Regions from separate parts of the Homo sapiens genome. Here region 1 is linked to region 2. The links are chromatin loops, found by intact Hi-C in ENCODE. Cell type or tissue: HepG2. All regions are shown on one strand. Each heading gives the region's core, and the rest is flanking DNA. Links, peaks and the distances in the headings are about the cores only.

What was found. Peaks named below come from ENCODE experiments on the same cell type or tissue, not always from the same donor. Only the 100,000 strongest peaks of a DNase experiment are listed, where the experiment ranks them.
Region 1: it touches region 2 in a loop (2.7-fold over the local background); 15 of 110 quality-filtered maps call a loop at or near these places.

Annotation. Positions count from the first base shown.
Region 1 is chr5:65,852,297-65,868,884 of GRCh38, forward strand. No RefSeq gene overlaps it. Among named protein-coding and RNA genes, the nearest start is that of ERBIN, 66 kb to the right of the region's middle. In HepG2, for the core only: no CTCF peak of the experiment used is centred there; no DNase peak of the experiment used is centred there.
Region 2 is chr5:65,903,284-65,919,871 of GRCh38, forward strand. No RefSeq gene overlaps it. Among named protein-coding and RNA genes, the nearest start is that of ERBIN, 15 kb to the right of the region's middle. In HepG2, for the core only: no CTCF peak of the experiment used is centred there; a DNase peak (open chromatin) is centred at 10,428; H3K4me3 peaks cover 577 bases.

The sequences.
Region 1 (16,588 bases), core at 7,780-11,779, 52 kb before region 2:
GGGCCCCTGCCTGTATCAGGTGTCTGTCAGACCCTACTGGGAGGTGTCTCCCAGTCATGCTATACAGGGGTCAGGGACCCACTTGACAAGGCAGTCTGTCTGTTATTGGAGCTCGAATGTCATGCTGGGAGAACCACTGCTCTCTTCAGAATTGTCAGGCAGGGTTGTTTAAGTCTGCAGAAGCTGTCTGCTGCCTTTTGTTCAGATATGCCCTGCCCCCAGAGGTGGAATCTAGAGAGGCAGTGGGCCTTGCTGAACTGTGGTGGGCTCCACCCAGTTCAAGCTTCCCTGCCACTTTGTTTATACTGTGAGCATAGAACCACCTACTCAAGCCTCAGCAATGGCGGATCTCCCCATCCCTACCAAGCTCCAGCATCCCAGGTCGATCTCAGACTGCTGCACTAGCAGCGAGCAAGGCTCTGTGGGCATAGGACCCGCCAAGCCAGGCACAGGAGGGAATCTCCTGGACTGCCAGTTGCAAAGACCATGGGAAAAGCACAGTATTTGGGCTGGAGTGTACCATTCCTCCAGGTACAGTCACTCATGGTTTCCCTTAGCTAGGAAAGGGAAATCCCCTGACCCCTTGAACTTCCCGGGTGAGGTGATGCCCTGCCCTGCTTCGGCTCACCCTCTGTGGGCTGCACCCACTGTCCAACCAGTCCCAATGAGATGAACCAGGTACCTCAGCTGGAAATGCAGAAATCACCCGTCTTCTGCGCCAATCTCGCTGGGACCTGTAGACCGGAGTTGTTCCTATTTGGCCACCTTGAAAGTGACCCTAAATCATCAATTTTTTAATTGGATTGCTTGGTTTCTTTGGTGTGGTTGAGTTATAGGAGTTCTTTCTATATTCTAGATGCTAATCTCTTATCAGATAAATGATTTGCAAATATTTTCTCCTAAAAACAATTGTTCAAGTTGACATGTTGATATAGTTTGAATGTATATTCCCACCAAATTTCATGCTGAATGATAACCCCCAATGTTGGAGGTGGGGTCTGGTGGGAGGTGTTTGGATCATGGGGGCAGATCTCTCATGAATGGCTTGGGCCATCCTCTTTGGTAATAAATGATCTCTTGGTCTGAGATCTGGTTGTTTAAAAGTGTGTGGCATGGCCCCTACTCTTGTGCTTACTCTTGTTCCCGCCATGTCATGTGCCTGCTCGCCCTTTGCCTTCCACCATGATTGGAAGCTTCCTAAGACCTCCCAAGAAGCAGATGCTGATATGCTTCCTGTGCAGCCTGCAGAATTATGAGCCAATTAAATATATTTTCTCTATAAATTATACAGTCTCAGGTCTTTCTCTTTCTTTCTTTTCCTTCCTTCCTTCCTTCTCTCTCTTTCTTCTCTGTCTTTCTTTCTTTCTCTTTTTCTCTCTTCTTTCTCTTTCTCTTTCTTTTCTTTTCTTTCCTTTTCTTTCTTTCGAGACAAGATCTCACTCTGCCACCCAGGCTGGCGTGCAATGGCTTGCTCATAGCTCACTGCAGACTTGATTTCCTAGGCTCAAGCAATCCTCTTGCTTCACCTTCCCAAGTAGCTGAGACTATCTGGGTAGGTGTGAGCTATGAGGTGTGAGCCACCACGCCCAGATAATTTTTAAACTTTTTGTAGAGATGGGTTTTTGCTATGTTGCCCAGGCTGTTCTCAAATGCCTGGCCTCAAGCAATCCTGGCCCCGTAAAGTCCTACAATTACAGCCGAGATCCGCCATGCTCTATTTCTCTATTGCAATGCAAGAAGGGCCTAACATACATGTCTTAATTGTTTTTTAAGCCAGAAGACATGTCATCAACAAAATTCATATGTTCAAGCCTTAACGTTCAATGTGACTATATTTAGACATAGAGCCTATGAGAAGGTGATAAAGGTTAAATGACATCATAAGGGTTAGACCCTAATCCTATAGAACTGATGCCCTTATAAGAAGAGACAGAGCAGCCGGGCGCAGTGGCTCATGCCTGTAATCCCAGCACTTTGGGAGGCCAAGGTGGGGAGATCACTTGAGGTCAGGAGTTTGAGACCAGCCTGGCCAACATGGTGAACCTCCATCTCTATTAAAAAAATGCAAAAACTAGCTGGGCGTGGTGGTGGGCACCTGTAGTTCCAGCTACTCGGGAGCCTGAGGCAGGAGAATTGCTTGAACTGGGAGATGGAGGTTGCAGTGAGCCGAGATCACGCCACTGCACTCCAGCCTGGGCAACAGAGCAAGACCCTGTCTAAAAAAAAAAAAGAGGCAGAGCCTGGGTACAGCAGCTCACATCTGTAATCCCACACTTTGAGAGGCTGAGGTGAGAGGATCACTTGAGGCCAGGAGTTCAAGACCAGCCTGAGCCACAAAGTGAGATCCTGTCTCTATAAAAAATAAAACTTAGCCAGGTGTGGTAGTGTGTGCCTGTAGTGGCAGCTACTCAGGAGGCTGAAGCTGGAGGCTCATTTGAACCCAGGAGTTGGAGGTTGCAGTGAGCTATGATTGCACCACTGTACTCCAGCCTGGGCAACAGAGTGAGACCCTGTCTCAAAAAAAAAAAAACAAAAAAAAAACCCTAAAAAAAAAAAAAGCAGAACAGGCAGAGGTACAAGGCTCTTGGTCTGTCTGTCTGTCTGTCTGTCTGTCTCTCTCTCTCTGTCTTTCTCACTCTCTGTCTCTACCATGTGAGGACACAGTGAAAAACAGGCCATCTGCAAGCCAGGAAGAAGGCCCTCACCAAGAACAAAACCAGCTGATATCTTGATCTTGGACTTTTCAGCCTCCAGGAATGGGAGAAATAAATTTTTGTTGCTTAAGCCACCCAATCTGTGGTATTTTGTTATGGCAGCCCAAGCTGACTACTATGACGTATATTTTATGATTAAACTAGTGATACATGCTGATGGGACAGTTTCAACAAACATAAAAGGAATAAAGAAGTAAAAATCATTTGAAACCCTGAAACCCGGAGATAATCATGTTATGTTATGCATCCTTCCAGGCTTCTTCCTATGCATGTAGAAAACTTTTCACAATCCAGATGCTGTTTTGTAACCTTTTCTTAGCAATAAACACAAGTGTACATGATGGTTTTGTTTTGGTTTGTTTGGTTTTTTTGAGACGGAGTTTTGCTCTTGTTGCGCAGGCTAGAGTACAATGGCGTGACCTTGGCTCACTGCAACCTCTGCCTCCCGGGTTCAAGCAATTATCCTGCCTCAGCCTCCTGAGTAGCTGGGATTACAGGCATGCGCCACCATGGCCGGCTAATTTTGTATTTTTAGTAGAGATGGGGTTTCTCCATGTTGGTCAGGCTGGTCTTGAACTCCTGACCTCAGGTGATCTGCCCACCTCAGCCTCTCAAAGTGCTGGGATTACAGGCACGAGCCACCACGCCCGGCCACGTGGTCGTTTTAATGCACTGCAAAATACTCCACTGAACAGATCTACCATAATGTATTTAATCAGTCCCCTAGTGATAGAGATGTAGGTGATTTCTAATTTATCATTATTGTAAACAATGCTTCATGAAGGCCTTTTATGTATATCTTTGCATGTTTGTCCAATTTGTTCAGTGGGATGAATTCCCAGAAATTAAATTTCTGGGCCAAAGGATATGCTTATTTAAAATGTTGACATCCTGTATATTGCCAAATTACCTTCCAGAAAGGCTGAACCAATTTATACTCCTACTGTGCATGAGAGTGCCCACTGCTCCACACCCTTGCCAAACTGGCATGCTTTCAACAGCAGTAAAAATAGGTTCTTGTCTGCTTTTCTCCTATGAGTCCTACCAAGTGCATGATGTGAAAGTGAATGAGAGGAATATAAAGTTGACAGATGGGAGGTATTTTGGTCACTGTAATGTTTTATCTAAAGCACACCATTTTCCTCTCAAAACAAGTGTGATAGATAAGCCCCCTTCATTTTTTAGTACAAGTTCTAGGACATAATTTCCTAAATGGATTGATTCCTTAGAGAATGAATGTCTCTGAGGATGTGGAAATTATTCAAGCCAAATGTGCTTTGGGCTGATAGAGGATATACAATTTTGACATAGCAGTATCTATGTGACCTCTTTTTTAAAGATGCAAAGTATAATATTTTTGCCCTGTGCTATCCAAAGTGTCATACTGCAGCCTACTCTGAATGTACTCATTCATTTGCCTGAAGTTCCCACAGAGAAAAGTTTTCTCTGACTTTGTTTTATATTGAAAAAGTTTTTTAATTGAAGTATAATTTACACACAATATGAATAATTTTTCTCTTTAAAATCTGATTGTGAATAACTGCAACCTTCATAGATAACCTTTCATTACATTAAATGAGAGAGAAAAGCTCTTTTTTTTCCTCGAGACAGAGTCTCACTCTGTTGCCCAGGCCGGAGTGCAATGGTGCAATCTCGGCTCACTGCAACCTTTGTCTCCTGGGTTGAAGCCATCCTCCTGTCTCAGCCTCCCAAGCAGCTGGGATTACAGGGGTACGCCACCACACTCAACTAATTTTTGTATTTTTAGTAGTGACAGGACTTTACCATGTTGGCCAGGCTGATCTCAAACCCCTGACCTCAGCTGATGCTCCTGCCTCAGCCTCCCAAAGGGCTGGAATTACAGGTGTGAGCCTTCGTGCCCAGCAGAAAAGCTTATAATTAAACACACACTCTTTGAAAAGCACAGAGAAAAGAGAATGGAGTTTTACATGCAGCTATTTCACTCCTTAGTTGTATGGTCTGAAGCACATAATTTAGCACAATACGCTTCTTTTACTCTCATCTGATAAACTAGCAAAATGAAATCTACACTACCTTCTCCATAGAGATGTTGGAAGCACATCCAATATCTCTAGGAAGGTCCTTAGCACTATAGTGAGTTAAATTATATATATTTTTAAAAATGTGCATCCAGTCAAATATATCTAATCTACTTGTATCTGATCTTAAAGTTTTTGTGCTTGAGGGGAATGTATTTCTTTTTCAAATGAAAACATGTTGATCAGATAAATGTTTACGATGGAAAATTATCCTTTTGTTTTGGCATTAATGTCAATTAAAAGCATTCTGAAACTGTTCAGCTTCACTGATGATATTAATGAACCTTACATGAGAAAAAGCCAGAAAATAATTAGCATAATTATAAAATGTGAACTGTACATTAATAATTCTCTTTGTTTTTTCCCTTTTAGCCACTTAATAAATTGTGTGTATCAAATTATTATAAATGTGGTACTTCTGATGTTAGCAGAATTATGTTTTAAAAGGCATAACAATAATATTTGTTTAATTTAGAAAAAAGAAAGATCACTTTACATCCTGTTATCCTAGTGATACTGTGAATACAATTGGTTAATGCAAATATAATTCATACTACTGAATTGTACACTTAAAAATGGTAAGATGATAAATTTTATCATCTTTATAAATTTTCAAATTTATATTCTAATATCGTCTTTCTTTTTATTTATTTATTTAGAGACAGGGCTTGCTCTTTCACCCACCTGGCCAGAGTGCAGTGGCACTATCATAGCTCACTGTAGCCTTGACCTCCTGGGCTCAAGCCATCCTTCTGCCTCAGCCTCCCTAGTAGCTAGGACTATAGGCTCTCAGCACCACACCCGGCTAATTTTGTTTTGTTGCTTTGGTAGAGATGAGTTCTCTCCATGTTGCCCAGGCTGGTCTGAGATTCCTGGTCTCAAGCCCTCCTGCCTTGGCATCCCAAAGCACTGGGATCACAGGCATGAGAGCCTTGCCCTAATGTGCCTGCCTGTCTGCCTGCCTTCCTTCCTTCCTTCCTTCCTTCCTTCCTTATTTCTTTCTTCCTTCCTCTTTTTTTTTTCTTTTTTTTTTTTTTGAGACAGAATCTTGCTCAGTCGCCCAAGCTGCAGTGCAGTCGCACAATCTTGGCTCACTGCAACTTCTGCTTCCCGGGTTCAAGCAATTCTGGTGCCTCAGCCTCCCAAGTAGCTGGGATTAGAGGCACGCACCACCATGCCTGGCTAATTTTTGTATTTTCAGTAGAGACAGGGTTTCACCATGTTGGCCAGGCTGGTCTCAAACTCCTAGGCTCGAGCAATCCACCTGCCTGAGCCTCTCAAAGTGCTGGGATTACAGGTACCCAGCTTTTCTTTCAACACACTGGTTAGGGGTGAATGCTTATCCCCTCAGCTCTCTGTCTGCTCCCCACGAGTGACAGCTTGGGATGCTTGGGCTTCTTCCCTTGTCTCACTCTCTCCTCGGGAAAAAGCACCTTCTTTGGCAAGATTGAGGGAAAGAATTGCTAAATGTGTGACTCAGCCCCTCTTTCTCTCTGAGTGGCCAGACCTTAAGGACTTGACTTACCTTGCAATAAGTTTCCTAGAGTAAGCCCTGCCCTGCAAAAAGGACTGAAGTTAGAAGAGGTTTATTTTAATTCAGGGAAGTGAGTATCAGTAAGCCCATTTGGCCACAGACTATGCCACATTCTCCAACCAGCTTTATTAGCTGTGAACTAATGTTTTTTAAAAAATAATTTTTATTGTGGTTTAAAAAAATAGATGACATAAAATTTATCATCTTACCATTTTTAAGTGTACAATTCAGTAGTATTAATTATATTTGCATTAACCAATCTCTACCAGTCTCCAGAACTTTTTCCTCTTGCAAAGCTGAAACTCTATATCCATTAATCAACAATTCATCATTTTCCCCTCCTTCCAGCCGTTGGCAACCACCATTCTACTTTCTGTGTCTATGATTTTCACTACTCTAGATACCTCATAGGAGTGGAACCATGCAGTGTTTGTCCTTTTTGTGACTGGCTCATTTCACTTAGCATGATGTCTTCAAGGCTCATCCATGTTGTAGCATGGTGTCAGAACTTCCTTCCTTTTTAAGACTGACATTTTGAGCTCCCAGATTCCCTGCTTCTATGTCTCCACTGACTCAAAACTGAGAGCTAGAGGGAGGGTGTAACTAATTTTCATCCCCTCAAGCCCCATCCAACTGGATAATAGTGTGTTGTGGTAGACATCTATTGTTTTCTCTGGCCAGGGTCAAATAGCAAATCTGGACAGAGGTAAAGTGAGACTTTACTCAAAAGGGTTATTGCAGTAAGAGGAAGAGGACTATTATAATAGAGAGAATGCTCTGATGGTCAACTGTAAGATCTGCAAGCATCTCCAAGACCAGGCAGAAAAGGGCTTTTCTTTTACAGGGAGGAGGAAAGCAGGCTGGAAGGAAGCAGGTGAGGTCTACCAGGATGAGCAGGTTATCCTGCGGTGCGTCAGGGAACAGTTCCCCCTGCTGGGTACGCTAGTCTCAGTAGGGGCCATTAAGGAGGGCTTGTTCCTAGCTCTAATGTTTAAGGGTGGGCCAAGTTCAGGGACTTGGAAGAATGACAGAGGCCTGACTAAAGTTTAGCCCAGTTAGCAGGCATTTTGTCCAGATTGGCCTGTGGAAACAAACAGGTCAGCTAATCATTTATGAGTCAAAGAATGGGAAATTAGAGGATCTCTATATGGCTTTGTCATAGTTAGACAAGGGGGTCACTCCAAGTCTCTAAGTCGTATGGGGAAGGGCAATTATTTGCTGTAAGTCATTTCCTGGAACACAAAGGTTGGAGGGAGGCTGGGCGCAGTGGCTCATGCCTGTAATCCCAGCACTTTGGGAGGCAGAGGCAGGCAGATCATTTGAGGTCATGAGTTTGAAACCAGATGGCCAACATGGCAAAACCCCGTCTTTACTAAAAATACAGAAATTAACCGGCGTGATGGTGTGCACCTGTAGTCCTAGCTACTTGGGAGACTGGGGGAGGAGAATCACTTGAACCCAGGAGACGGAGGTTGCAGTGAGCCAAGATCTCACCACTGCACTCCAGCCTGGGCAACAGAGCAAGACCTTGTCTCAAAACAAAACAAAACAAAACAAAAAAGTTGGAGGGAGATGGTTTCCTGATCCTTGCTGTTTTCCAGGGGCACAGGGCTTGACGTTGTCACTAATACCCTTTCCTACTCCAGGTGTTGACAGAACCCCTCTTTCTCATGGAAAATCCACCTCACTTATTTTGAGTGAGGCTGATCCCACTTTCTACTCATACGGATGGACATGTGGCCCAGGCCTTGCCAATTCAAATCACTTATTCTCTGATTAGTATTATTGCTCCAGCAAATATGTAGATGCTCCAAGCAGTACCGATCAGTCTCTCCTGAGATTTGATCATGTAGATGCTGGGAGAGAACCCTGATATGAACCCAGCCATGCCTAGCTTAGGTCTACCTCCAGACTTCCCAGTTATGTGAACAAATAAAACCCCTCTTTGCTTAACTGTGTGATTCTTTTGTTATCCCCCACCCCACAAATAACTATGTTGTGGGCACTGAGGCCTTGTTGGCTTGGGGTGTTTGAAGGATCCTGGCTACCTCTGATTCTGGAGGATTTCAAGGGTCTTATTTTAGTTCCAACAGTGAGACTGTTGACTGCAGAGTTGTGGCTCTATTTCAAGCTTGAGTAATTTCATCTGCCCTCCTTGAAAAATTTTACTGCAAGATATTTAATATTCTTTCTTCCTTCATAGACTTCTAAACATCATGGAATCTCCTTGATCATGTTTCACTATTCAAAGGTAAGTCCTGGCTGGATGCAGTGGCTCATGCCTGTAATCCCAAAACTTTGGGAGGCCAAAGCAGGTGAATCCCTTGAGCCCAGGAGTTTGAGACCAGCCCAGGCAACATAGGGAGAGCCTGTCTCTACAAAAAGTTTAAAAATTAGCTGGGTGTGGTGGCGTGTGTCTATAGTCCCAGCTACTCAGGAGGCTGAGGTGGGATGATTGCTTGATCCCAGGAGATGGAGGCTGCAGTGAGCCAAGAGGTCTCACCCCTGCTTTGGAGGGAAAAAATATAGTATCCCAACATAAATTTTTTAAAAAAATCCTGTTTTTCCTTTAAAAAATAAGCTGTAATGCCCTAGATGTTAAATTGATTTTCAAGTTATTATTATTATTTTTAATAGAAATGGGATCTCATGCTGTCCCCAAGCTAGAGTGCAGTGGTATAATCATAGCTCACTGCAGCCTCAAACTCTTGGGCTCAAGAGATCCTCCTCCCTCAGTAGCTAGGACTACAGGTGCATGCCACCATGCCCAGCTAAGTTTTGTTTTGTTTTGTTTTTGGTCTGGTAGAGATAAGGATCTGAATATGTTGGTTTAGGAACACCTGGCCTCAAACGATCCTCCTGCCTCGGCCTCCCAAAGCACTGAGATTACAGGCATGAGCCACCACACCAGGCCTCGAGTTCTTTTTGATAAATTATATGAACAATAGATTAACATAAAGAATGGAAGGAATCGTTTTTGCGAGTTTTCAGGGATAGTGCATGAAAAGGCCTCATAGAAGAAATAAAATGGGGACACTCATATAAACCACAAAGCTTTAGTTTACATTTGACATTTTCCCAACTTCAACAGATAGATCTACTTAATGACTAGATTGATCTGGTAAATTAGAAAAGTCATGAAATGGATCATGAAAATGATTTAAAATGTTTTAATTATGGAAGGGAAAAAATAAGAAATAGCAGCTAATCTTCCTAAGTAAATGTGAAAAAAAAAAAAAAGGTAATTTAACAAATATTCCTGGAATGCCACTTATGTGCTAGTCACTGGGGATATAGCAATGAACAACACAGACAAAATTTTCTGCCGTCATGAATCTTCTAGTAAAAAATGCACCAATAAAATAAAATGATGAATCTCCAAGAATAAACAACATTTGTGTTCCCAAGGCAAGGGAGCCTTTCACTGACTTGACATTTTGCTGCTCTCTGTTTGCTGGAAATTGCCCTATACCAGCCTGGGCAACATGACAAAACCCCATCTCTACCAAAACCACAAAAATTAGCCAGGCATGGTGGTGCATACCTGTGGTCCCAGCTACTCAGGAGGTTGAGATGGGAGGATCACTTGAGCCCAAGAGGTTGAGATCGCAGTGAGCTGAGATCACGCCACTGCACTCCAGCCTGGGTGACAAAGCAAGACTCTGAAAAAAAAAAAAAAAAAAAGAAGGAAGGAAGGAAGGAAAAATAAATTGTACTATACCAAAATGTTACAGTGTTCATCTCTGAGTGATTTTTTTATTTCTCCTTAATATTCTTCTGCATTTTCCAAATTTTCTACAATAAGCTTCTATTACTTTTTAATCAGAGAAGTAACTTATTAGGGGGAAAAAACCCTAATAAACTAGAAGTTGAAATCCTTCAGTGCAGAGGGCTGACCTGAATACTTGCCTTTGGCACCTTCCTGAACTGAAAAAGTCTAAAAAGCAGGACTTGTTGCTTTCACTTTGGGTAACTGTCCCCCTCCCTCCTCTCATTCTTGAGCTTTCCTGATGTATCCTAAAGCAATTTGTTTTATAGTATCACATACCTTTTTTTTTGTTCACTTTTAAACATTCTGGGTGCCTAGAGCCTTGTCTCTTTCTTGCCTCTCTCTCTCTTCTTCCTGACTACCTGGTTCTTCTGACCTTTTCTCTACAAAGATCACCACTGTTCTACCTCTCTGTGGACCAGATAAACCCTATTACTCCACATTGCCCTTGTCCCTTCCAAGTCTAACTACCACTTTTCAACAAACTGAACTCTCTCTCGGTTACTATGGCATCCCCTGAAAAAATGTCAGTCAAAGCTTTCTCCTATACGCTTACATTTCTAAAAGTTGTTTAACAAATTTACGAAAGAATTTTTTTAGCCCCTGATGGGCCGAAGCATTATGTTACAGTCTTTGAGAACTTAAGGTCATAATAGATAATTCTTTCATTTTGTTTTTTATAATTGGTTTAATCAGAATTTTATTGTTACAATCAATAGTTGCTTTACTTTTCTCTCTCTTTAGTTTAAAGAAATCCCTAGCAGTTTCCCTATTTTTTTTTATTGGTTCTTAGTATGAAAGTTGCATTGACTTTTTTTTTTTTTTTTTTTTTTTTTTGAGATGGAGGTTTGCTCTTGTCGCCCAGGCTGGAGTGCAATGGTGTGATCTCTGCTCACTGCAACCTCTGCCTGCCGGGTTCAAGCGATTCTCCTGCCTCAGCCTCCCAAGTAGCTGGGATTACAGGTGCCTGCCACCATGCCAGGTTAATTTTTTGTAGTTTTAATAGAGACAGGGTTTCACCATGTTGACCACGCTGGTCTCAAACTCCTGACCTCAGGTGATGCACCTGCCTCAGCCTCCTAAAATGCTGGGATTACAGGTGTGAGTCACCACACACAGCCACATTGACTTTTATCAATGTAAAGGGAGAAGTCACTTGATATTTAGGTAAATTGTTTAATAGTATTTTATCTACTTTTTTCAAATTGGTAAGGTGTATTTTTCATGCCTTAAAAATGTCTTTATTGAAGTATAACATACAGTAAAATACATTTAGTGTATTTAGTGAGCTTTAGTGTACAACTCAGTTTTTTTTTTTAACATAGGTATATTCCCATTTAACCACCACCAGCTCAAGACACAGAACACTCCCAGCAACCCCACAATTTCTCTTATCTCTTCCCAGTCAATATCCTCTTGCCCCATACTCCTAGCCTACTCTTGCCAGAATAGTTACCACTATTCTGACTTCTATCACCATTTATAAGTTTTGCCTATTTTTAAACTTGAAATAAACAGAACCACCCAGTATTTACTCTTTTGTTTTGGCTTCTGTAACTCAACATTATTTTCCTGTTCAGTTGCGTCATCATTTTTTTCTTTTTTATTACTGTATGGTATTCCATTAAATAAATATACTTCAATTTATATATCTATTCTCCTGTTGATGGACATTTAGGGGTTTTTCGATTTTTTAGTATGATGAGAAAAGTTATTACAAACATTCTTGTACATGTCTGTTGGTGGACATATGCACTCATTTCTCTTGGGTATATACCAAGGGGTGGAATTGCTGGGTCGTAGAGTAGACATACTTCTACTTTTGGTAAAATTCTTAACATATTTGCATGGCACAAAATTCAGCAGGCACAAAAGAGTGTACAGTGAAAAGTCTCTCTCTTATCTACATCTCAGTTCTACAGTTCTCTTCTCCAGAGGAAACCATATTACCAGTTTCTTACGGAAACATACTTTGTATATAGAAGTATATGTATGTATAGTCTTGTGTTTTACACCAAAGCTACTACACAATCCAAACTCCTTTACACCTTACTTCTTTCACTAAACAATTTATCTTTGGGATTAGTCTATATTAGTAACGTTGAACTGCTTCATTCCATTAAAGCAGCGGCCCTCAAACTTTTTGGCACAAGGCACTGGTTTTGTGGAAGACAGTTTTTCCACAGAGGTCAGGGGCTGGGGAGATGGTTTTGGGATGAAACTGTTCCACCTCAGATCATCAGGCATTAGATTCTCATAAGGAACACACAACCTAGATTCCTCACATGTGCAGTTCACAAACGGGTCCGTGCTCCTATGAGAATTTATTACTGCCTCTCATCTGACAGAATTCGGAGCTCAGGCCGTAATGCTGGCTCACCTGCTACTCACTTCCTGCTGTGCAGCCTGGTTCCTAACAGGCCATGGACCCGTACCAGTCCATGGCCCAGAGGTTGGGACCCCTGCACTAAATGACTGCATAGTATGCTAACTTGCACATCTAAGAATATATCTGTAGGATGAAAACAGCTTTGGGCATTTAAAATTTTGCCTTAATTATATAAGAAAGCCTGTTTTCCCCCACTTTCACCAACACAATGAGTTTGTAGACATTTTAATTCTTGCTAGTCTTAGGTGGAAAATGGTATCTCATTGTACCCTTAAATCTTAAATCTCCCTTAATATAAGGAAGGTCTTTCCATATGTAAAGATTTATTTTTATTTCCTGACCTGTAAGCTGTTTATATTGTTTGTGTATTTTTCTTCGATTATTTTTTCTTATTTTATAATAATTATTTATATATTAAGGGAATTAGCCCTCGGTCTGTGATATGAGTTACACTTTTTTAAATGAAAATTATTTTATTTTAATTTTGAGACAAGGTCTCACTCTATTGCCTAGGCTGGAGTCCAGTGGCACAATCATGGTTCACTGCAGCCTAGACCTCCCAGGCTCAAGAGATCCTCCCACCTCACTCCCACCTCAGCCTCCTGAGTAGCTGGGACTACAGGTGCACACCACCACACGGGGCTAACTTTTTTTTTTTTTTTTTTTTTAGAGATGGAGTCTTGCTATGTTGCCCAGGCTGGTCTTGAACTTCTGGGCTCAAGCAATCCTCCCAGCTCAGCCTCCCAAAGTGCTGGGATTACAGGCATGAGCCACCACCTCTAGCCTGAAACTCATATAATACATAGCAATTTAAGCTCCCACATATATTAATTTAGAAAGGATTGCAACTTAACAAACATTTATTGTGCCAGGCACTGCGAAAAGTGCTGAATATATAATAAAGATTGATTTGTACCTTTAAAACACTTACAATCTAAGAACAGAAAGACACTCCCAAACCAAATGATCATTACTTTATCATTTGGTAAGTTTTATTATAGGATAGACGTGTACACTACATGCACTTCAAGCTCAACGTGTCCAAAACTGAGTTTGTTGTCTTCTTCTAGGACCTCTTTTTCCATTGTTCCGTATCACAGATAATGGCATCATTAGTCACTCAGCTGCTTTGTTTAGAAACCTTGGAGTGATCCTTGAGTCCTTTCTCTCCTTCACTCTCAAAATGGATTTGCCATTTATCTGAAAGATCATTGTGAAGGACTGTAGGAAGGAGGAGGCTGGTGGCTGAGAAACTATTAATTGCATTAGTCCAGATAGCAATCGATGAGGTAGCAACCATGAGAATGGGGAAGAAGACAGAAGAGGGACTTGATGATTTTTAAGTATAGCCAGTGAGGAAGAGTTGGGGATAAGTTCCACATTTCTGGCTGAGTGGATGATGGAAGTCATGCATAGAGATGGGGATGGAGTGCGTAACTGTTTCAGGAAGGGAAAGATACAGGATTCAGTTTAGACATTTTGTGTTTGAGGTCTGGTGTGACAACCAAATATAATTTTAAGTACAGTACTGCCAACTCCCACTTTCCTGAGGTCATAAAAGGGCATGTTACTATGGTTAATTAAAAATCGATATGGATAATTCTTAAACTGTCCCTCTTTATTGCTCACGGCTTTCCTGGGTGTTCACAGTCTTCCTGGGCGCCCTGGTCACTGGCCCTGATCCAGCCACACCTTCTCACAGGTACTCTTATGAAAATTAAGCCCTGAAATAGGCAGAATATTGTCTGGTTTGAGTCTCACAACTTTTTCTCCTAGATAGAATTAAGGAGGCAATGAACAGCCAAAACAGAAACAGGAGGGAGTTGTGAGAGAGTAGCAAAGGGGTTGAATAATTTGAAGCATAGTTAATTGGCCTTTGAATAATCAGATTGCTACAAAAGTATCAGCTTATTTACTTTTGAAATATTATATTACCCCCATACCAGGAAAATAAAGGAATGAGGGGGAAATTACCTATAATCCAGTCACTCCCATAGGACCACTCTAAGCATTATGTAATACTATACTCGCTCCCATTTTTTCCCAGCCTCCTTTTCAAATGGTTATAAGTCACAGTGTAATCATTAATTGTCTAAAATGAATAGTGGTATCCTGGTGGCATAAGATAATTTTTATAAGTGGCCTTAGAGGAACATTGAATATAAAGTAAATGATCATTGTACCCTCTTTACCCTGCTATAAATCATTACTCTCTTTAAGGACATAGAAGGAAATGTGGGCTTATGTTCCAGGTACCTAACATACAAACAGGAAGTCGTGCAGACCTGAGACAGTCTGGTATATTAGCACTGAAATACAGCTACCTTTTAAATTAGTAAGAACTTTTTTTTAACTTATGTATGTTTTGTGGCATGGTAGCATGAAAAGATCACTGGTCTTAGAGGTGGGAGACTCAGGCTATAGTCCTAGCTTTGGCATTAACTGTGTGGTCTTGGGTTTAGTTTTCCTTCTGTACTAAATCAATTCAGATCTCCCGCATACCTGTCAGTGAGTGCGTTAATGTGACCCTGTTTGTCCGTGCCTGATACATGCCCACCCCTGAAGCTGGAGGTGAGATCACCCCTCTCTACACTAAAAAGACCTTGAGTCGGGAAAGAGTCCAGCCCCCAGAATTCCATGGGATGGGTTGTTACCAGAAGGGGAAATGGATTTGAGCAGGCAAAAACACTAGATGTTATCTAACTTTGTTCTCCGTATCTTTATCCCCAAAATGAAGGGATTGGTGTAAAAAGTTCTATTAATAAGTCTCTCTAGATCTGCCTTCACAGGATTGAAAGTACAGAATTGTACCAGTTGAAGTATGAAAAAAACTATGCTCTTCATTTGACTTCTAATTTGTGGTATCTACTCTCTATGACTTCAGGGCAATTTCATGAGTTCAGACCAGGAGTTTTAAACCAGGTTCCTGAGTGACTTTCCTGTTTTTGTGAGCTGTCTGTGTATACTTCCTGCAGAGAGAATGTTTTATTAATAGCAACATATGCCCTGAAACAACATACTTCTTTGACCCCAACACCGTTTTTATCTTTGGAAAACCGATGATGTGTTACTAAGTGTTAAGAATAGTTTATTATTTACTGTGCAGTTGCCAAACCGAATTTATTTTTACTCAAACTGGACAGTACCTGGCTAATACAATGACTCCCCCAAATTCAAGTTTTTCGCGGCATGTCGTCTTATTCTACAAGCTGGGAGAGTGTGTGAGATCAAAGGAATGTGCAAACAGGCCGGAGCCATGGCTCACGCCAGTAATCCCAGCACTTTGGAAGCCCGAGGCAAGCGGATCACTTGAGCTCAGGCATTCAAGACCAGCCTGGGCAACATGGAGAAACCCGGTTGTATTAGGGTTCTCTTAGAGGGACAGAACTAATAGGATATATAAAATATTATATATATATATCATATATACACATATATCATATATACATACATATATATCATATATATACACATATATATATCATATATATGAGAGTTTATTAAGTATTAACTTACATGATCACAAGGTCCCACAATAGGCTGTCTGCAAGCTGAGGAGCAAGGAGAGCCAGTCCAAGTCCTAAAACTGAAAAACTTGGAGTACAATGTTTGAGGGCAGGATCAGCATGGCAGAAAGATAAAGGCTCGGAGGCTAGGCCCATCTCTTTTTCACATTTTTCTACCTGCTTTATATTCACTGGCAGCTGATTAGGTTGTGCCCGCCAGATTAAGGGTGGGTCTGCCTTTCCCAGCCCACTGACTCAAATGTTAATCTCTTCTGGCAACACCCTCACAGACAAATCCAGGATCAATACTCTGTATCTTTCAATCCAATGAAGTTAACAGTATTAACCATCACACTGGTCTTTGCAAAAAGGACAAGAATTAGCCAGGCATGGTGGCACATGCCTGTGGTCCCAGCTACTTGGGAGGCCGAGGTGGGAGGATCACTTGAGCCTGGGGGACAGAGGTTGCAGTGAGCCTTGATTGCACTACTGCACTCCAGCCTGGGTGACAGAGTAAGACCCTGTCGAAAAAAAAAAAAAAAAAAGGAATGTGCAAACATACTTTAAGCATAATTTTGCCCTGACAACTCTTTTTTCCCCAATCTCTACTTGAACG
Region 2 (16,588 bases), core at 8,357-12,356:
ATGTGAGGCCAGGAGTTTGAGACCAGCCTGGCCAACATGGCAAAACCCCGTCTCTACTAAAAATATAAACATTAGCCAGGCATGGTGGTGCACATCTGTAATCCCAGTTACTCAGGGGTGAGGCATGACAATCTCTTGAACCCAGGAGGTGGAGGTTGCCGTGAGCTGAGATTGTGCCACTGCACTCCAGCCTAGGCAGCAGAGTGAGACTCTATCTCAAAAAAAAACAAATAAATAAAAAGGGAAAGTCTTAATCTGTTCTTGGTTACTTTTCCGTATGAAGTGAAGCCTGTATATTTCTGGTGATAGTAAAACACAAGGACACAAAGACAAGGAACTGAATATTTTTACAACATCCTGTCCCAGACATTGGTCAAGGAGATAAAAGTAAAAGGTTCTGAGCTGGGTTGAACAGGACTTTTACTGCTTTAATATGTTGATTAATGCAGCTTCAGACAGAATTCGCTTTTTTAATGGTGTATCACACTGTGGGCTCAGCTGACATTGTGGTCAACCAAAGCCATGAGGTCTCTTTTACATGAGCAGTGGCCATTAACAATACACAATTATGTACTTGTGCAACTTATTTTTGCCTCTTCAGAGCAGGAACTTACATTTACCCATTAGCATTTCTTTTCTGAGTATTCCACCTAGTTTAGAGGTTAAGTGCTTTGGAGTTAGTCTGAGACTGTAACTCAGCTCATTCATCTTTTGGCTGTCTGCGTTTGGGCAAATTCCTTTTAACATTATTTGCTTAAATAACATTTAACAAAATTAATCATATTGATTTTGCCCCAACAGTCATTTTTCCATCTATCAACTCATTTACTCATTCATTCAACAAATACATGTCTTCTAAGAGCCAGGCACTGTGTTAGATATGCAGTAAATGCCTTCTCTGGGGTCTTCATTAAGTTCACTAATACAATTGTTTTACAAACAGAATTCAAGGATCAACCCCTGGACACATCTCTTAATTCTAGCTTTTTCTCTAAGTGGGTAAGTAGATAGAAATCTATTAATAAAAATGTAGAGGCCAGGCATGGTGGCTCATGTCTGTAATCCCAGCACTTTGGGAGGCTGAGGCAGGCGGATCACCTGAGGTCAGAAGTTCAAGACCAGCCTGGCCAACATGGTGAAACCTTGTCTCTACTAAAAATACAAAAATTAGCTGGGCGTGTTGGCAGGCGCCTGTAATCCCAGCTACTCAGGAGGCTGAGGCATGAGAATCGCTTGAACCCGGGAGACAGAGGTTGCAGTGAGCCAAGATCGCGCCACTGCACTCTAGCCTGGGCAACAAGAATGAAACTCTGCCTCAAAAAAAAAAAAAAAAAAAAAGAATGCAGAGAGTATGATTGTTGAACTTGATATAAATACAACTGAGTAGGCCAGGCATGGTGGCTCATGCCTGTAACCCCAGCACTTTGGGCGGCTGAGGCGGGTGGATCGCTTGAGGTCAGGAGTTGAGACCAGCCTGGCCAACGTGGTGGAACCCTGTCTCTACTTAAAAATACAAAAATTAGACGGGCATGGTGGCACACACCTGTAATACCAGCTATTCAGGAGAATGAGGGAGGCTGAGCCAGGAGAATCGCTTGAACCCAAGAGGCAGAGGTTGTAGTAGGCCGAGATCATGCCACTGCACTCCAGCCTGGGTGACGGAGTAAGACTCTGTCTCAAAATAAAATTAATTAATTAATTAATTAATTAGGCCAGGCGCGGTGGCTCACGCCTGTAATCCCAGCACTTTGAGAGGCCGAGGTGGGTGGATCGCAAGGTCAGGAGTTCGAGACCAGCCTGACCAACATGGTGAAACCCCGTCTCTACTAAAAATACAAAAATTAGCCAGGCGTGATAGCGCATGCCTGTAATCCCAGCTACTCAGGAGGCTGAGGCGGGAGAATTGCTTGAACCCGGGAGGCGGAGGTTGCAGTGAGCCGAGATCATGCCATTGCACTCCAGCCTGGGTGACAGAGCGAGACCCCGTCTCAAAAAAAAAAAAATTAATTAATTACAACTGAGTAAACTATTTTCCAGTCCGTGGGCACATCCGTATACCTTTTTTGTTAAATGTCTCACACTGGGAAAACAAAAGAGCTCGGGACCCAGTCAGTATGATTAATAGAATAACACACACACACACAAAATACAGTCAACATACATGTTTTCCTAATGAATGCACCTTTTAGCCTATTTTTTTTTCAGAAAATAACTGTTTTTAATATCTAAAACTGAAAACAACCCAACAGTAGAGAAATTAATTGTGGTATATGAACTCATTGGAATAACAGCTAGCAATGAAAAAGAACAAATTACAACAACCTGGGTGAATCTCACAAAACAATGTCAAGTGAAAGAAGACAGACATGATAATACACATAGCATTCCACTTACATAAAGTACAAAAACAGGCGAAAGTTTATACTGTTAGAAGTTGGTCTAGTGGGGAAGGGGGAGGTAGTGACTGGAAGGGGGCATGAGATTTAGCCTGTATTTTGCACTAGTGGTCTTCAGAGTACCAATTCATGAACCATCCTGTTGTCATAACTTAAGACTTTCTCATAAAAATAAAAGTTTTGTCCATAAAATATATACAAATACATAAAGGAGGCTAAAACACATTTTGCCTAAATGTGGCAGAAACACCATCAAATTACATTTAAGTTAGAAGTGATTACTTCTTCCTTCTTAAAATACTTAGTCATCACCTCTGTATCTTCTCAGGCCCAATATGCATTTTGAGATTGGTTGTATGACCCAAGTGTCTGGCAGCCTTTCTTCTAGACCAGCTGTCAATGACTGAAAAACAAGCAAGCTCTCAAATGCACAATGTGTATCAAGTCATGCAGTTCTATAAAAGGAATACTTGATTTGATCTTCAGCAGCCAGAGTCGGGTAGCCGAAAGGTGATTATAACTACGTCTGGTATTCATATCAACCTCAATCATTCACTGTCTACCAATTGACTCTAATAAGATGCTCCCAACCATATATTTAATTCCCATGAATTACTTGTTGATTATCCACACTGCAGGTTATCTGCAATACATTTTCTTTGTCCTGGGCCAGCTTCATCTTGTTCTCTCCTAGATCACTTTCCCTATTGTCCAGCTGGTGTGTGCCCAGCAGAAAAGGTGAACTAATCTTTATAGCAGTGTAAATCAGTGGTTTCCAACTGGGAGAGATTTTGGCTCCAAAGGGGACATTTGGCAATGTCTGTAAACATGTTTGGTTGCCACAAATATGAGGTGCTTTTGGCATCTATTGGTAGAAACCAGGGACACTAGTAACATCCTACAATGCACAAAACAGCCCCTACAGCAAAGACTTGTCCAGTCTAAAATGTCAATAGTGCTGAAGTTTTGAAGCCCTCACCTAAGTAAAGATAAAATAGGGAAACAATTTACAATTAACAAATACACTTCAAGTGGAAGTATGAGTGATTTGGAGGTTAACATTTGTTTTGGATTCTCTATTTCAAAGCTTCCCTCATGAACAAGGGTAATGGACATTGAATATACATTTATTATTTCCTGTGCATGCCTTTCCATGGTTATTTAGGTTTGTAACCTTTGAATTAGGGTGGTAAAAATGCCTTCTTTTCAAATGGGTTTTTTTTTTTTTTTTTTTTTTAGGAGACAGGGTCTCATTCAGGCTGGAGTGCAGTGGCACCATCATAGCTCACTATAGCCTCGAACTCTTGGACTCAAGCAATCTTCCTGCCTCAGCCTCCCAAAGTGATGAGATTACAGGTATGAGCCACCATGCCTGACTCCAAATGAGAAAGTTTAATGCTGATCATTTGTACAATGGCTGGGGCACATTTATGGGCAGTTGAAATTCATTTAAAGAACTTCTTATAGGGGCTTAACAAGGAGAGTGGAAGATATTCTCAGTGTCAAATATTTTGGACTCTATGAGGGTCAAGAATGTGGGAGGTGGTTTGTTTGTTTGTTTGTTTGTTTCTGCGTCTTTATCCAATTTTTATATGTTCTTTATATGTCTCAAAGGCCTATTTCATTATCCTCCTTTGATTCTGATTGAGTCACTTGCATGCTCAGACTTCAGTTCTGCATGACTGAACAAATTCTTGGCATGAACTTTACTTTTTCATCCTCGTACTAAAAGCATGGGTAATATTGATAATTTTAATTGTTTTTCATATTTCTTTCAGTAGTGAGTTTGCACAGCTCCCAAATTTCCATTTGTGTTGACAGCTCTCAAAATAGCTTCCTTATTTTAAATGAATTCATTATTATATTTTATTTGGGGAAATTAAGTCAATGCAGTGCAAAGTTATTAGCAGGCTTCCAGTACACTGTTTCATTTCATTGCTCATCTGAACTTCAAATCCTAGGTAGCTTACTGCATCCCAAACTTGAGCCTTCAGTATCCAAAGGGTCAGTCCAAGGGTCTCAAAGAAACTTGTTCCTATTAATTGCTCGTCGAAGAGTGGGTCAGAGGTCTGGTTCAAAATTGAAACTCATAATAGCATCTAAGGGAGTGAATTCATTCTAGGGTCCTTGCAGGAACTCTAAGCCATGCCAGAAGATCCTAGTGCGTATAAATTCTACCAACCCTTAACCAGCACTCACTCCTAAGAACTTTGGAGTATGAGGAAGAAGTAAGGGGTGGGTCTTAGAACTAATGTGCTGCCCTTCCAGTATACTAGCAAAGGATAAAACTTCAGCTTCCAAATTGGAAAAAGAATGTGTGAGCTGACTCTGTTTTTTAAACTCAGGACCAAACCTTGGTCCTCTCTTTGGACCCTGTAGACTCTGAATTGATGGATTTAGAAAGATAATTGGGTGATTCTTTTCTACATCATTTCCAGAAAGCTACTAACCTTGCTTCAGAAAAATGTGTTCAAAATGCATCTTAAATTGCATCTTCTTGTTGACTTTGTCTCTAACCAAAGTAAATGTACCATAATGATCATGTTTAGCATGATGATAAAGTTAATAAGAATAATAATCATGTGAATGATTTCCATGAAAACTCTGTTAATCAGGTTTTTTTTTTGGGGTTTTGTTTTGTTTTGTTTTGTTTTTAACGGAGTCTCACTCTGTCGCCAGGCTGGAGTGCAGTGGCACGATCCCGGCTTACTGCAAACTCCACCTCCTGGGTTCAAGTGATTCTCCTGCCTCAGCCTCCTGAGTAGCTGGGATTACAGGTGTGCACCACCACATCCAGCTAATTTTCATATTTTTAGTAGAGACAGGGTTTCACCATGTTGGCTGGGATGGTCTCAATCTCTTGACCTTGTGATCTGCCCACCTCGGGCTCCCAAAGTGCAGGGATTACAGGCGTGAGCTACTGTGCCTGGCCTAATCAGTTTTTAAAATATAGTGGAAACAGAAAAGTTTAAAAATAAACATGGCAGACTCTTTAAGTAAACTCATAGCTGGAAAGTTAGGAAAGAATTTTTCATAACCATGGAGATGCTGTGTAACAAGTTTCTATATGGCAACACTGTATAGAGCTGATGTAGTCAAATTGCTCTAACAAGGAGGTGAAGAGCAGTGATATGTCAAACAGACCTTGAATCAGACCCTGTTTTGACACTTAACTAGCTGAGTGGCCTTAAACTTTCTTAGCCTCAGTTTCTTCATATTCAAAATGGAGATAATAATGGTATTTATCTCATAGACTTTGGGGACTATTAAATGACTTATTGTGTGTAAAATGTACACACATTTTATGTTTAAAAACTCAGCCCCTCTATGTGAAAAAAATGCATATATATATAAAAAAAAATGAGGCCAGGGATGGTAGCACACGCTTGTAATCCCAGCACTTTGGGACGCCAAGGCAGGAGGGTCACTTGAGCCCAAGAGTACGAGAACAGCCTGGGCAACATGGCGAAATCCCATCTCCAGAAAAAATACAAAAATTAGCCGGGCCTGGTGGGGCTGCCTGTAGTCTTAGCTACTTGGGAGGCTGAGGCAGGAGAATCGCTTGAACTCAGGAGGTGGAGGTTGCAGTGGGCAGAGATCATACCACTGCACTCCAGGCTGGGAGACAAGAGTGAGAACCTGTCTCAAACGAAAAGAAATAAAAAGAAAAAAGAAAAGAAAAGTATCAACTTTGTAGGCTTGTGGGAAAAAAAAGAAAAAAGAAAAACTCAGCCCCTCAATAAATATTAATTTATATTTTTTACTCCTACATACCAAGCAAGTAATAATGTGTTTTGGATGCTGGTCTAAAGAACATAAGTGAAGCATGGCAAGATCATGGTCCATAAGAAGTTTCATTTAATTCTAGGGATCATCTGTAGTAAAAATACACACACACACACACACACACACACACACACATATATATATATATACACATTTTTTTTTCTTTTTTTGAGGCTAAGTTTCACTATGTTGCCCAGTCTGGAGTTCAGTGGCCGATCTCAGCTCACTGCAAGCTCCGCCTCCCGGGTTTACGCCATTCTCCTGTCTCAGCCTCCCAAGTAGCTGGGACTACAGGCGCCTGCCACTGCGCCAGGCTAATTTTTTGTATTTTTAGTAGAGACGGGGTTTCACCGTTTTAGCCAGGATGGTCTCGATCTCCCGACCTAGTGATCCGCCCGCCTTGGCCACCCAAAGTGCTGGGATTATAGGTGTGAGCCACTGCGCCCAGCCCATCCGTAGTAATACTTTTAACTTCTTTATGTAGTTTTTAAATTGTGGTATAATATGCATAATACACATTATTATTTTAACCATTATAAATTGTACAATTCAATGGCATTAAGTACATTGACAAGGTTGTGAAACAATCAATCACTATGCATTTCTAGAACTTTTTCATCATCCCGAACAGAAACTACACCCATGAAACAGCAATTCCACTTTTGAGTGGTTATTTTAAAATGAATATTTTATCTTTTTATGTAAGGGAAAGAAAACTACCTTTTTAGCATTATTTGAGTATATTATCATATAGAAAATGAGAAAATAGAGATAAAAACGAATGAAAATGAAATCACTTTAAATTTCACTCTCCATAAATAAGTAGCTTCAATATTTTGTGATATGTTGGAGCTAAGCTATGAGAATGCAAAGGTATAAGAATGATACAATGGACACTGAGGACTCGGGGGAAAGGGTGAGAGGAGGGAGAGGGATAAAAGACTACAAATAGGGGACAGTGTATACTGCTCGGGTGATGGGTGCAAGAAAATATCAGAAATCACTACTAAAAAACTTATTCATGTAACCAAACACCACCTGTTCCCCCAAAACCTATGGAAATAAAAATAAATAAATAAAGTCTTGTGGAAAAAAAAAAGAATGAGATTGGAGGTGTGGAGCTGAAACCAGAGATATCGTACCAAATGTATTAAGCCTTAGCCAACTCAATGAAAGCTTGCCAACCTCACAAACCTAAATTGATATGAAATACTGACTTGAATAAATTATTCCAATGTCCTGGAAAAAAATTTTTGTGATCTAGCTGTCACCAGTTTTCCTCTTGCAAACATCTATATATGTAAAATGAAATCCTATTATGAATTCTACTTTCTAACCATTTAAAAAATCTTTTAACTAGATAAGCACATTTTAGTAGATGTGGTAGGTAAATAACCATGAGGAAGAGAGGCAGAGAACTACTTCTCCGTTTTAAAAAGACTTTGATGAGGAAGCAGTGAGGGGATAAAAACCAAAATGACCTGTTTTCATGAAGACCACTTCATCAGAAGACTAATTCTTCCTCAATCTACAACTGTCATGATCCTAAAAATTACTGTAGCAATTTGGCGTAAAGCCTAATTGTCATCCCTCGTGGTGTCTCAAAATGAACATAAATGAATGAAAAATCTTTAAAAAATATAACATAAAACAAAACTAATAGAAATGACTCCCTAAAGGGAGGGAACAGGATAACGGAAGAAGGAATGAAATGAGTTTATTATCTTATTATTATCTATCTTATTATATAGTTATATATATATAACATATATATATATAGTCAGAGATATATTATAAGATGGTGGAGACAGAAGTAAGCCATGATCACATCACTGCACTGCAGCCTCGGCAACAGAGGGAGACCCTGTTTCTAAATAAGTAAATAAATACAATTTTATTTTACATATAAAACATTTATGTAATTTATATGGCCAAACTATATAATATATATATTATGGCTGGAGCTGAACAGTTAGGGGGAAGGGAGGGTGGGGCAGCTGGGGGCTGGCCAGGGAGCTCTCTCTCTTTGTCTCTCATTTCCTGTATGTAATCACAGGGCCTCTCCAAGTGGTCTTTCCATGTGGGCTAGTTTGGCCTTTCCCATACATGGCACCTTCAGGGCAGTCAGAATGCTCACTTAGCAGCTGATGTCTTCGAGAGCAAGTATTCCAGTGAACAAGGTGGAGGCTGCATTGCCTTTTATGCCCTCACCTGGGAAGTCACACCATATTATTTCCTCTGTACTCTATTGGTTGAAACAGAATTAAAAAACAGCCCATTTTCAAGGAGAGGGTTCATAGATTGCACCTCTCGGTGACAGTAATGTCAAAGAATTTGTGGACATATTTTTAAACTGCCAGCCATAGCATCCTTAAAAACCTCACAACAGTACCCAACTCAAAAGGCCACAAAAGAATGGACAGTCTACATATCACGGTTACTCACAAGTAGGGACTTTGCTGATTCCCAGGCCCATGGAACAACCAATTCCTCTTAGAATTGCATATACCTTATAGATTTATGCAAAACATCATAACTTGGTGTCTTTTAAATTACTTTATGACTTATCACATGTGAAACGCCCAGCCTAGTACTGGGTCCATAATAGACACTCTGTAAATATCGATGATAGCTGACACTTGTTTGAATTCCTCAGAAGATTTTACTGATTGAGCACACTATTAATAAGTAGTAGTTTGTGTGATCTCATGATTCTCTGAAAGACTTGACGGAGTTACAGTTTGAAAGAAGAATGGACCTCTAGAAAACTAAAATTCAGTATAAAATGTTGCAGTTGGCTGATGTTTAGTGATAACAAAGAGTGGGTAGGCCAGAAAAGTGCCATTTCTCTCTCTTTTTTTATTTTTCCGAGACAGGATCTCACTCTGTCACTCAAATGGGAGTGCAGTGGTGTGATCATGGCTTACTGGAACCTTGAACTCCTGGGCTAAAGCAATCCTCCCACCTTAGGCTCCAGAGTAACTGGGACTACAGGTGCATGCTGCCATACCTGGCTAATTTTAAAAAATTTTTTTGTAGAGATAGGATCTCGCTATGTTGACTATGCTGGTGTTGAACTCCTGCCCTCAAGCGATCCTCCTTCCTCAGCCTCTATTTTTACTTTCTATCAGCTTTCTTCTTCCACAGATTGCCTTCTGAAAAACTCTCCTGAGCAACAGAAAAAAAGGAGCATCTCCCTTATGTGAAGTATCAATGTATCATGCCAAAGCTTTTTAAAGAATACTAATGATGGTTAGAATCCAATCTGTTTAAAAATATTTCTGAATATTAAGCAAAACATATACCAGATTTTTGAATCTGGAGTATTCCTTTGGCTTATAAGAAACCTTAGATTTTCTGTTAAGTCTGAAATGTCAAAAATGACCTTAAGTTATGGTGTTAGATACAGTAATTCATTTTGTAATGTAAATTAGTGTGTAATTTCCCAAACTGACAGAAATGTTAGATAATACCTATAGCTATGCAAAGAAAGAAAATCTAATATTATACTAAAGTAGAAGTTCCCTTAAAATTACAAGTCACATAAACAATGAGTAATTATAAATTATGAGTATTTATTTATTAAAATACTCAATTGTAATTGATGCTACTATATTACCCAATAAAATTACAACATAGTGTTCCAACTCTTCACTAATGTAGATTGCCAACAATTACATAAATTTCAGTGCTTTTACTTTTCCTATTTAGCGACTTTTATTTACCTCAGAATACTTGTGGAATTGATATCTAGCTCCACGTATCTTGATCTAAGAAGCTCAAGAACTCTGTGTACCCAATCAGTCAATTATGATGTATCATAGGGCACAAAGTTTCAGAGGTTCAAAGGCTGTTGACTGAATTCAACTGTGCTTTTTACATCACACATACCAAAAAATCTCAAAAATTGCAAACAGATGACTCTAGAATTATATGAAAGTCTCTTCACATTCTCTGCAAAATGACCTTCTAAATCATGTCCTATAAGAAAAATGTTTTTTTTGTTGATGGAATTTTATTAAAATTAATAATAGGCCTGAAAAAAAGAGAAGTACTACATATACTTTATTACATTCTTTGTGGAATATGTTCTGGAAAAATAGAAGGCACTACAGAAATAATTTAACTGAGGAAGAAGTTCTACTCTGCACAAAACTCCCATTGATGTCAGTGGGAGTTCTGTGAATGGAACAAATGTTGAACTTGACCCTGCAATGTTTAAACTGCAATCCTCCCTGCTCTTGGCTTAGCCTGGCTTCCCACTGAAAGGCGTTGTGGTCCGTGCAGGGATTACACAGCAGGTTAATAGTCTGGTTTTTCACTTCTTCTGGAGCAACAGATGAAACACATAATACCTTCTTTTAGGGCTATTACATACTTTTAAACACAAAAGACTTTAAATGAGGTAGCGTGAGAAAGTAAAAGGTAGAATCTGTGAATGGAAACTTCTGTTGGGAATTATTTTTAAACTATCTTCTCCACTAGTGCCTGAGAACCATCAATGAGTCCTATTTACATTAAAGGAAAAGGGAAGAATACCAAGATCTTAGAGACCACTTAGTATATCGGTATTGAAAATCATCACTGAGTGAGCCATGTTCACTCTGTTTTTGTTATATTCCATTACACACGTATAAGGAATGGTTACCAGCAAGATCCCAATACAATTGTTTTTTGGTAAAATAAGACGGTATGATTATAAATAAAGTTAAGAAAAAAACACATGTTTTTACCACAAGGTAAGCTACTGAAGAACCAAACTAGAGTGGCTCATTTTTCACTCGATCTCACAAAAAAAGATGTGACTCTAGTTATGGATCTAGCATAATCACATATTGCTGCTACCTAAAAGTATTATGTTCTGGAGCAAGGGCCTTGAAATCACCTAGTCTATATAGTTATACTCAGGCACTTGAATAACAACATAATCAGGGTCTTATTTTTAGCTGTTGGTATTCAGTGGAATTATTTGTCCTCCTTTGTATACTTTGTAAATCCTTTATTTTCTATAACACATACATATTGCCCTTATGGAGAGGAAAAAATAAAAGAAAGGGATCAGCTTTTGTTTGAAAGGAGCAGAAGAAGAGGAAGATGAAAAAACAGGAAGTATTTCAAGTTGAAATTAAAACTTTTTGTTTTTATTTGACAGAAGATTGTGGATTTAAAACAAAACAAAACAAAACCCAATGATTAGAAGTGAAAATGTTGGCTTATACATGGTGTGGGAAATCTACTGTTGCAGGCATTAAAAGTAGTTACAGGTTTACATATAGTTTATGGTTGGCATTTATGCTCTGGTCTTTCAGGTTGCTGGGTTCAGATTCCAGCTCTCCAACTTCCGAGCTACATAGTCTTGTACAGGCAGGTTATCTATTAACCAGCATCCTAATTTATTATTCTGATAGGAATGTATTGAAGAGGAGGAGGGAATGGAGGAAGGCTTGGGAGAAGTTTACAGAGGCTGAGCTGTGTTGCTTGGATCAGCTGTAGAAGCTTGGGCTTTCAGGCGTCAGATGCTTGCTTGCACAGCTAGCTGAGAAGGACACTTTGTGAGCCATGAGCTTCAGGGTCTCAGAGCAGTTTCAGAGTGGCCTTCTGTTTCATTAATTCTCTACCCCGGAGGCTCCTGGTGCTGCAGGATCCTCTTTCCAGGGGAAATCAGACTCACTTAGGAACTGAATGACTTCTAGCAGTTCTCTTTCTTTTTAACTAATTCAGAACTTGTTACTGTTTTATTATTTTTTATATTATAGATTTACAAGTTTTAAATCAATACGTCTTTTAATGTTAATGCCATTCATCTTTAAATATTTATCGAAAAATTTTCTTATGTATACATTATACTGAAATCCATTTCATGTTCTGGCTTTTATGAAAGTTTAACCCTAAATCTTTTTTTTTCCTCTACTTGCTCTTTTTCACAATTTTAACTCTCACATCTCTCATCTCGTTTTCTACAAACATTTTAATCTTTTAAAAAGATGTTATTTCAATTCCTAGTTTTAGGTCTGTTTTAGTCCTTTATTTTTTATTTATTTATTTTTTGAGATGGAGTTTTGTTCTGTTGCCCAGGCTGGAGTACAATGGCACGATCTCTGCTCACTGCAGTCTCTGCCTCCCAGGTTCAAGTGATTCTCCTGCTTCAGCCTCCTAAGCAGCTGAGATTACAGGTGCCTGCCACCATGCTAGGCTAACATGCCAGCTAATTTTTGTATTTGAACTAGTGACAGGCTTTCACCATGTTGATCACGCTGGTCTTGAACTCCTGCCCTTCAGTGATCCACCCATCTTGGCCTCCCAGAGTGGTGGGATTACAGGCCTGAGCCACCGTGCCCAGCCTGTTTTAGTCTTTTAAAAATTTATGTTGCTGGGTGTGGTGGCTCACACCTGTAATCTCAGCACGTTGGGAAGCTGAGGCTGGCAGATCACCTGAGGTCAGGAGTTCAAGACCAGCCTGGCCAACATGGCGAAACCCTGTCTCTACTAAAAATACAAAAAAAATTAGCTGGGTGTGGTGGGGCGGGCACCTGTAATCCCAGCTGCTTGGGAGGCTGAGTCAAGAGAATTGCTGTAACCCGGGAGTTGGAGGTTGCAGTGAGCTGAGACTGTGCCACTACAGTCCAGCCTGGGCGACAGAGTGGGACTCCATCTAAAAAAAATAAATAAAATTTATGTTGAGCCTAGTTTTTTCCCTTCTTCTACCTGAGCCCGTATTTTTTCCCTATTACTTGTCTTTATAATAGCTGGCAGGAAGTAAATTCAAGGAAGTGTGAAGAGCGGATAAAGTCCATATTATAAATAGAGGCAGAAAGAGAAAGACTTTCTTCCTCTCTCTCCCTGACTCCTGCAGCTGTTCCTGCACTGGCCTCCTTAGATCCTTCCATAGGATTCTTTAGTCCAAATAGAACTTTAATCCATTTAACCTAGGAGAATTTGAGAGTTAATTCCCTTCAGGGCCTTAAATCCATTACACAAACAGCACTTTTGATTTGCCAGAACAATTTGCTGCCATCTCACACTGTTCAGCCCTTATTTTAAAATCCATGGTTTCCAAAGTATATAATTATTGGAATTGGGCAAAGTATGTAATTATTGGAATTTGGGAAAACTATGGCAAATACATACCCAGAAGCCTGGTGGTCTGTCTAGAGGAATATGATCAAGGAGGGGTTCACTAGGATATGCCCAGGTCTGACCCTTTTGAGATGGTGCTTCCTCAAATATTCCATGCTTCCTCAAAAAGTTCCATGAACTTCCCTACTGACATTCATGGAGAGTGGCACCAGAAAGACTCTTGTCTAGTTTCAGGGACCATGTTTAAACTGGTTTAATTCCAACCCACGATCATCAGATTAGTTCACTTCCCTTTCTGTTCAGGTCATGGGAGCACCCTTTAATTATAGTCCAGTGGAGTTCTCTTTGCTTGAGAGAACTGGAAAACAATCACTGCCCCAAATACAATAATAACAGCCAAAGCTGGCTAGAGTTTCATTATCATTTCATTTCAAATGGGGTTATTCCTCACCTAGGTTTTTAAAGCCCCTACATGTTTTCAAATATTGATTGGCTCTTTATATATGTATTTTTGTAAACTTTTAAAATGTCTTTTGTAAATGGTTTAATTGGATTGTCCAGTTGGATTTTGTAAATAGTTCAACTGGATTGTTATTTCCTCCCAGACCTATAAGAGCTCTTTGTATATATGGATATTAAATTGTTTCTTATATTTTTTCTAATGTTTTAACTTTGTTTGGTGTCTTTTGCCAACAGGAGTTTTCAACATAGTTCTGTCAAACTTTTCTTTGGTGGCTGCTGGGTTGTTCCGTGTTTGGATTGCTATGTGGTAGCAATGTGGCATGGTTGAACATATACTGAGGTGAGAGGGAACTGAGTTCTAATTATGGTTTTGCCACTAACCAGTAGAGTGACTTTGGGCAAGTCTTCAAACCTGTGTTCGCTCAGCTATAAAATGCAGTTGAAGCAGAAACAGGATGACCTCTGAGGTTTCTTCCTGCTTATTCTTCCACTACTGAACATTCTCAGATTCTAGAGTTTTAAAAGCTTATTTTCTTTAAGTAGGCCAATTATTCTCCCTGAAACGAACACTTCTTATTTGCCTAGTGACATTTTCATAGTGTAAAATCTAGCTAGTGTCAGAATTATCTAAATTTCTGAATTTTTGGCATCTGGATTAATAATAAATTTTTATATAAGATTTGGTGAGTTTATGCTTGTTTTCTCTTATGGGTTACAGCATAGGCTTTATAGAGAATAGATATTGCATTTAATATGTAATCTAAAATATGTATATTACGGAGCAACTAAGTCAATAGATATTTAATATGGCTTATTATATTTTATTGATGATAATGAATTGCAGTCCTCTTGATACAAAAAAAAAGGATAGCTTTTATTTGTGTAGTGTTGATAGTGTGCTTTCATGTTCATCATCTTGTTTGGTGCCCACAATAATCCTATGAGAAAGATTAGGCCAGGTGCGGTGGCTCACGCCTGTAATCCCAGGACTTTGGGAGGCCTAGGCGGGTGGATCACGAGGTCAGGAGATCGAGACCATCCTGGCTAACACAGTGAAACCCCGTCTCTACTAAAAATACAAAAAATTAGCTGGGCGTGGTGGTGGGCGCCTGTAGTCCCAGCTGCTCAGGAGGCTGAGGCAGGAGAATGGCATGAACCCGGGAGGCGGAGGTTGCAGTGAGCCGAGATCGCGCCACTGCACTCCAGCCTGGGTGACAGAGCAAGACTCCGTCTCAAAAAAAAAAAAAAAAAAAAGAAAAAGAAAGATTAGATAGGACTTATTCTATTTTATAAATCATGAAGCATTACACAAGAGATTAAATGATTTATCCAAAGTCACCAGCTAGTAAATGCTAATGTCAGTGCCCATACCTTTTTCTTTCTTTCCTTCCTTCTTTCTTTCTCTCTTTCTTTCTTTCCTTCCTTCCTTTCTTTCTTTCTCTTTCTTTCCTTTCTTTTTTCTTTCCTTCTCTCTTTCTTTCTTTCTATCTCTCTCTCTCTTTCTTTTTTTGAGACGGAGTTTCACTCTTGTTGCCCAGTGGTCAGATATAGGTAAATTAAATAAAATATCAAGAATAAAAAGTATTTCTATTAATAGCTTGGTATGCTACATACCAGGAGATATGAAAGATATACTACATATAGTTTTGTATAAGAAAACAAAAAGCCTCAGAGGGAATTTCAAGAAGTAGAAAGAAACATCCATCTTAGAGAAAAACTAGGAGAACAAAAGAATTGAAAATAAGTTAGAATTGGAAAACCATCCATCTTAGAGAACCATTCATCTTAGAGTAAAACTAAAAGAACAAGAGAATTGAAAGTAATTAAAAACTAAGGAAACTGGAGCCAGGCATGGTGGCTCACATCTGTAATCCCAGCACTTTGGGAGGCTGAGGTGGTAGAATCACTTGAGCCCAGGAGTTTGAGACTACAGTGAGCTACGATCATGGCACTACACTCCAGCCTGGGAAAAATGCTAAGAAAACTAAAATAATAGATCTGAAGCTAGAGAAAAACAGAAGGGAGAGGAAATATTTAAAAATATGTTATAATTTAGATCAGCATTTTTGAAGGAAATTGACAGCATTTATAGTCACTTCCCAGAAAATAAATTTCATCCCAAGGGAATAAAGTATGTGTGCCAAAGTATATTCAGAATTATTTTAGAAAACTCAATGGAAAAACATCATTTTCCAATACTGATTAAATCAGACGTAGGTGAGATTTGTCCAGTAGTCTGCTTATGATACAGTAGTTTTTGACAATACAGAGAGAATTTACTCTGACTTTATTTTTTATTTTTTAATTTTTTTGAGACGGAGTCTCCCTCTGTCGCCCAGGCTGGAGTGCAGTGGCGCGATCTCAGCTCACTGCAAGCTCCTCCTCCCAGGTTCACCCCATTCTCTGCCTCAGCCTCCCGAGTAGCTGAGACTACAGGTGCCCGCTACCACGCCCGGCTAATTTTTTTGTATTTTTAGTAGAGACGGGGTTTCACCGTGTTAGCCAGGATGGTCTCGATGTCCTGATTGTGATCCACCCGCCTCGGCCTCCCAAAGAGCTGAGATTACAGGCGTGAGCCACCGTGCCTGGCCTACTCTGACTTTAAAATAGGAATGATGTGATACTTAACTAGTAAATAAAGTTTCTATGTAACATAGTTGGCATTTTTGAACAGGGCATTTAAGCATCTTACTACACCTCGAATTATGTTTAATTCCAATTTATTGGCTATTTTCATGGCATTTTTTATGCTAAACAGTTTTCTAAAATAAAATATTATAGAAAAATGTAAATTTATTAAGTGTGGGAATAAGTGAGGAAAAGAGCAATTTCATTACCTAAAGAAAGATAGTATTAAGTGAAAACAT